Regions from separate parts of the Homo sapiens genome. Here region 1 is linked to region 2. A link is a loop called in an ENCODE intact Hi-C map of the cell type or tissue named here. Cell type or tissue: chondrocyte. All regions are shown on one strand. Each heading gives the region's core, and the rest is flanking DNA. Links, peaks and the distances in the headings are about the cores only. Region 1 overlaps HNRNPUL1 (heterogeneous nuclear ribonucleoprotein U like 1). Region 2 holds the start of AXL (AXL receptor tyrosine kinase).

The links. Hi-C counts contacts between places; a loop is a spot of excess contacts. Peaks named below come from ENCODE experiments on the same cell type or tissue, not always from the same donor. Only the 100,000 strongest peaks of a DNase experiment are listed, where the experiment ranks them.
Region 1: a loop joins it to region 2, with 2.6 times the contacts of the local background. A loop is called at or near these places in 77 of 110 quality-filtered maps.

What each region holds. Positions count from the first base shown.
Region 1 is chr19:41,297,400-41,300,297 of GRCh38, reverse strand. The region is part of intron 10 of HNRNPUL1 (heterogeneous nuclear ribonucleoprotein U like 1); the gene reads right to left. Among named protein-coding and RNA genes, the nearest start is that of CCDC97, 11 kb to the left of the region's middle. RefSeq lists a silencer at 1,760-2,054. In chondrocyte, for the core only: no CTCF peak of the experiment used is centred there; no DNase peak of the experiment used is centred there.
Region 2 is chr19:41,218,461-41,221,358 of GRCh38, reverse strand. AXL (AXL receptor tyrosine kinase) reads right to left here and starts at 2,136. Exons shown (of 20, transcript NM_021913.5): 1 at 1,882-2,136; 2 at 501-723; 3 at 113-213. The coding sequence starts at 1,966. RefSeq lists a silencer at 2,423-2,562 and an enhancer at 2,171-2,898. In chondrocyte, for the core only: a CTCF peak has its summit at 1,214; no DNase peak of the experiment used is centred there.

The DNA of each region.
Region 1 (2,898 bases), core at 132-2,631, 79 kb before region 2:
TGGGTGCAAAGAGTCTAGGGTCAAGTCCTGGTGTGGCTACTAACATACCTTGGCCAGTCCTTATAGTTGCCTCATCTGTAATACGGGGTTGAAAAGCCTCCCTCCCTGGGCTGGCAAGGACTGAGTAAGAGAATGTCCATAAAGCAATTGACAAAGTGCAAGAAACTACTCAAGTAGGGGGACACAGGTGGCCTCCAGGGCAGAAGACACCTTGACAGGAAGCGGGCAGTGCACTGGGATGGCCCAGCCTCAGCCTGCTCCTCTGTAAAATCAAGCCCTGAAAAGGGAAAACGGCATGGATGTCTTAGGGTTGCTGTGAGGACTGAATGAGTCCACGTGAGTAAAAGCCCTCGTCTAAGCCCAGGCCCTGGCTCATAGCCAACACTCAACAACTGTGAGCTGCCATTGATGTGGTCATCACTGGGTAGATATTTATACTGTCATGTTGACTTGAAGCAACTCAGACCAAAGAAAAGGTTAAGCTTATAGTGACCTCCCAAGCAGAAAAGCAGGAACAGTGAGACAGGGTGGAATGAACACAGGCTTTGGGGAAGAAACTTGGGCTTGAAATCCCCGCTGTGCCCTTTACTATTTGTGAGACTCAGACAAGTCCCCAAGTAGCCTGAGTCTCAAATTTCCTCGTCTGAAAGACAAGGATCATCACCCTCGTCCTGGCTCTGGAGAGCATTTGCAGATGTAAAAATCTCTGGCTAGTGCCAAAGGAGTGGGCAGTGAAAAGTCAACACCCAGAGTGGATCTGAAAATAAGACCTACAGGACTGACTATCCAGGAGAGGCTTCCCAATGGAAAATACCAAGGAAAATTGAAGCTTGAGGAAAAAACAAGGTTTCAAGAGATCGTCTTCTAAGACATAGGAACAGGGTGCTGGATGTGGATTAGCCAGGGGCCAAGGACTCCAGCACAAATCTGCTGGAAGTTCTGGGGCCGTGGGTGCAGTTGCTTAAACTAACCAGATCCTCTGGCCCTGAAACACGCGCCAGGAAAAAATGTTCTTCCCTGTCCCCCAGGGAAAGTGTCCCTACCCTCACGAAGGAGGATGTGGGCAGTCATGTGGGTGACAGGCACACACATACTGTTCTTGGGGTCTTGGACACCGGCCCACAAAGAGCACTTGGGCCACAAATGGTTTGAAAAGGAACATCATGTTACAGAGGAAAAGTTAAGTCCCCTCTCCCCACTACTCTTCTTTGACTCCATTCCTAAAACCAAAGCAGAACGTGGCATCTGGTCATAGGAAGAAAGAGTTTGGCTTCCTCAGCTAAATATAATTTTCTTCTGACACAAAAGCTCAGAGTAGGTAGGTGCCAGGGTGAATATGGCCCCAGACCATTCTGCATTTTTTTTTTTTTGCCCCTAAGTGATCCTACTTTGATTCCTCTGAACTGCGAGGGCATGGAGTGACAGTCCTGGAGGTCTTCCATGTGGTACAACTGCCCTGTCAATGTCCTGATGAGGGGACAGAGAAGAGAAGCAATGCTGCCAAGACGGCTAGCCCCTGCAGCTTCATGGGATGAGAGGAATGGAGGTGGAGCAGATTGGACTTATAAATAGCTGGCCTTTGTCCTTGGAAGTGGGTAGACTCAGAGATGGCTTCTCAGGCACTTTGGAATTGAGGTGCTGAGAATCAACTCAGCAGTGGTTTTTAAGACTGCACCTCCCTCCACTTACTCCTTCGTTTGGGGAAGGGAAGAAGAGTATCTAAACCACACCAGCAGAAATGCAAATACTTGGCTTTCCTGGAGGAAAGGGAATTAGCTGCTGGTGGCTGTTGCCACAGCAAACACAGTGAGGTCACAGCCCCTGGGCCAGCCCAGCACTTCTGTGGTCGCTGGGGGCTGCTGGCAGCTGTTGCTATGAGACCAGCACAACAGCTAGGTCAGCTTTTCCAGCTGCTTTGGTTCCCTCTGCCTAGCTTCTGCTTCTCCCAGTCCCACCCTGCTTGAAGATGTTGATTCCAAGAGAAAATGTGGCTGTCTGTGTTCCCTGAACCCTGTGACATGGACTAAGGGACAAGAGTTGGGTTTCTCAGAGAAGCTATATGGGGAGTTTTGGTGTATAACAGTCTGAGGGAGGGAGGAGGGAACACAGCAGGTACGAATGATGATGTGACAGCCCAGGATCTCTCAAGCCCCACTGTCCCTGTCTACTCTCACTTGTCACAGCTCACCAGGGTCATACTGGCAGCAGGAGAAACCTAGCTAGATCTGAGGAGCAAAGTGAAGGCTGATGAGGAAAGATTTACTTTGGGCTCAGAGTGAGGTGAATTCCAGTCAAAAGAACCACATTTATAGGAAGAGAACTGGCTGGTGTGTCAAGAATGGAATGGGCTTCAGGCTCTAGGGATGGCTGGCTGGGGATGAAGGAAAGAAACATCCTTCCTCCAAGGCCTGCAAATAAGACACAGGTTACGGTGGGAGACTATTCTAGCCCTGGGTTTCTGTTTCAGGCGAAAGTGTGGCACCTGCTGACCAGGATGCAAATGAGGACTAGAACGACATGTTCTGACTGTGACGTCAACCCATCCAGCCCTGATTCTAACTGATGCCTGGCCTGGCTCTAGCTGTTAGAGCCCTCTAACGGAACTCCCAGGCAACAGTGCCCTACTCTGGGGTGGGCTTGGGCAACATGGCCCTGCGGAGGCTCCCCAGAAGCCTCCAGAAAGGCAACTTGTTTGCCTCACAGCAGGCCAGTCAGTTCCTGTTCTGTACTCCATTTTGAGGCCCTCTGGGACAAGGCCAGAAAGCATCTCATTCCAGAGGCTTCCCACCTCCAACAGAGGACCCCAAAGAGACACCTGAAGCAATGTGGCCTTCTACTCCACCTTTCTCTCTCCTCTGCAGCCTTTTACTAGCCAGGCAAATTTATCCACATTCCTCC
Region 2 (2,898 bases), core at 124-2,623:
CCTGAATCCTCCAGCACCCTTTGACCTTGACCCCTCAGGATTCCTGACTTCCCACAACCTATGAGCGCCACATGTCCTCTGACCCCTCAGGACCCCTGACCCCAGAGCTCACCCTCCAGCCCAACATAGCCAGGCTGGGACACGAAGGTCTGATGTCCCAGAAACACCAAACACTGGTACTGTCCCGTGTCGGAAAGCTGCAGGGAGGTGATTCTGACAGGGCAAGAGGAGAGACAGAGAGGTTCAGGGTCAGAGCTGGACACTGGGAGGGGGTCTGTCAGAACGGAAAGAGGGTGTCCAGTCTGGAAGCTCATGACAACCACGAAGTATGTCCTATTATTAACTCATTTTGCAGAAGAGGAAAACGAAACCTAGAGGTTCCATCACATGCTCAAAGCCGCACGGCTGACAAGTGGTCAAACTGGGGTTCCCACCCAGGTGGGCTTTCTGCCCTCTGTGTGACGGAGGTGGGAGTGGGATTCGGGGATGTGGCCACACACCTGAGCTGGCTGACCACTATCCAGTCATCCTGTTCATCCTCACCCAGGGGCACCTGGGTCTGGGTGCTGTCCGCGAGCTCCAGGATCTGTCCATCCCGAAGCCAATGTACCTCGGGGGGCTCTCCCTGAACCTGGAGCTGACACCGAAGGGTGCCCGTGAGTCCCCGGGCACCTGTGATATTCCCTGGGTTGCCCACGAAGGGACTTTCTTCAGCCTGCGTGCCTGGAGGGGAGATGGGAAGAGTTAGCTTAGGAACCCCCCAGCTCCTTCCGGCCCTCAGTTCCACCCTGTCCTTGCCTGCCCACCGGCGGCCAGGACCCCGCCAGGCCCTTAGGCCGACATAGTTGCAGAGTGACCTCAGAGTGGGGTGGAGGGCGGAGGCTCTGAGAGGAGGACGGGAGCCCTCCCAAGGGACTGGGATCTAGCGTCCATCCCGTCGGGAAGGAGGCTCGGGATCTGGCAGCCTCCCACGCCCTGCACTGCCTGGCAGGGCCAGCCCCTGCCCCCTCCGTCCTCTCTTAGGTCTCTAGAGACTTAACAGGTCGCGCTGGTGCTGGTGGATGGAGGGGAAGAATCAGGGGTTGGGGGAGAGAGATAAGGGTGGTGGTGGGGGGAGATAAGGGTGGTGGCGGAGGGAGAAGCCAGAGAAAGGCAGGGGAGATGAGACAGAGAGGAGCACAGATACAAGGCAAGACAGAAAAAATGAAGAAACAGCCCTCAAGAGAGAAGAAAAGGTGGGGGCGGAGGGGGGATACAGTCACAGAGGGAGGCTGAGAAGAGAGAGAGAGACTCAGAGAGCAGGGAGAGATAAAGGCAGAGACTGTGAAAGAGAGAGAAACAGAGACCCACAGAGATAGCAGAGCTGGAGGCAGAGACAGAGAGACAAAGTGAGAGCCTCCTCCCCAGAGATGGAGTGGACTGGTGGGGTAGGGACAAGTGGCGGGTCAGGGGGGTGGTGTTGGCAGGGAGAAGCGTTTTCCCCCAGGGCTCCAGAGCCCTCCTCATCCCACTGCCTGACTCGGTGCCCCTTCGGAAAGATTTCTTCCTTCCTGGCGACCCTCAGCTCAGCCCCTCTCCCCATGGCCCCCTTCTCAGGTCCAGCCCCCACCCCTGCCCTCAGCTTCTCCTTGTCTGTCTGTCTCTCCGGGTCCTCTCTTCTGTCCCCCCTGCCCTTCAGTTCCTCTCTCAGTCTTTCTCTCCCTCTGCCGCACTTGGTGTCTCTGAGTCTGTGTCTCCCTCCCTTGAAGTCCCTTTTCTGTGGTCCCAAGGAAACTCCCTAAGCCAGCCCAGGCCCCCCACACCTGCCATCATCCCCCACCTCCTACCCCTGCCCCAGCCCCTCCGAGGGGATCCCTGCCCCAAGGAGCCCCCATCACTCACCCCTGGGGGCCATGCACGCCCAGCCGCACAGCGCCAAGCACCAGGCCAGCGGGACCCTGCCCATCCTGGGGCACCGCCACGCCATGGGTGCCAAACTTTCCTCAGAAGTTGTTGGGCTCCCAGCGGGGGAGGGGGCAGGGCCGGGCTGTCCCCGGCCCTCCCCCCAGCTCCAGGCTCCCCGGATTTGGCACTGCCTGCCTGGCACAGCGGCAGGGGAGGCCCTTGCCACCGGCTCTGCCCAGCAGCCGCCTTCTCAGCACCCCTGCCTCCTTCCCTCACTCCCAGACTTGGGCAACCCTTTCTCCGCCCCTGGCTCCCCCTTTGCCTCCGCCCACCAGGGCCAGAGCCCAGGGGCCACCTGGACAATCAGGGGTTAACTCAAGAGAGGAGAGGATCAGCTCTTTCTTAAAGGGGCCAGGGAGGGAGCTGAGGAGGGGGAAGGGGACCCTGGTGGCTGTGCCCCCTGTCCTGAGCCAGTGAGGCCGTGTCTCTCTATCCGGGCTCTGGGCGCTGTCCCTCTGGGCTCTGTGTCTGGTAAACATTCCTCCAGAACTCCACTCCCCTCTCAGCTCAGGCCGTGACGCCCCTCTCCCCGCCTCCACCCCCAGCCCAGCCCCAGCCAGGCCTCCTTGGCCCTTCATTCCCCCTCACTCTCTCGGCTCCTCGGACAAGGACACACACACACACACACACACGCACGCACGCACGCACGCACACACACTCTTAGACGTCACTGACACACACAGGCTAGGACAAGCAGAGACACGCAGAGGGACCCAGACGGGCAGGGGCATGCTACTGGCCCACAGACACACTCAGACAAGCCAGGCCAGGAGCTCGATTCCTGGAGAAACCTCAGAGACAGGAGGACACGGCTGGGTGGGCATCCATGGGGGACACTTACTTGGGGAGACACAGATCTTCAGACACGCCAAAACCTGCATGGACGCCTAAATGGGACACCAAATACAGGCGACATGAAGGGGACCCAAGTTGGAATCCCAGTGCTACCACTAA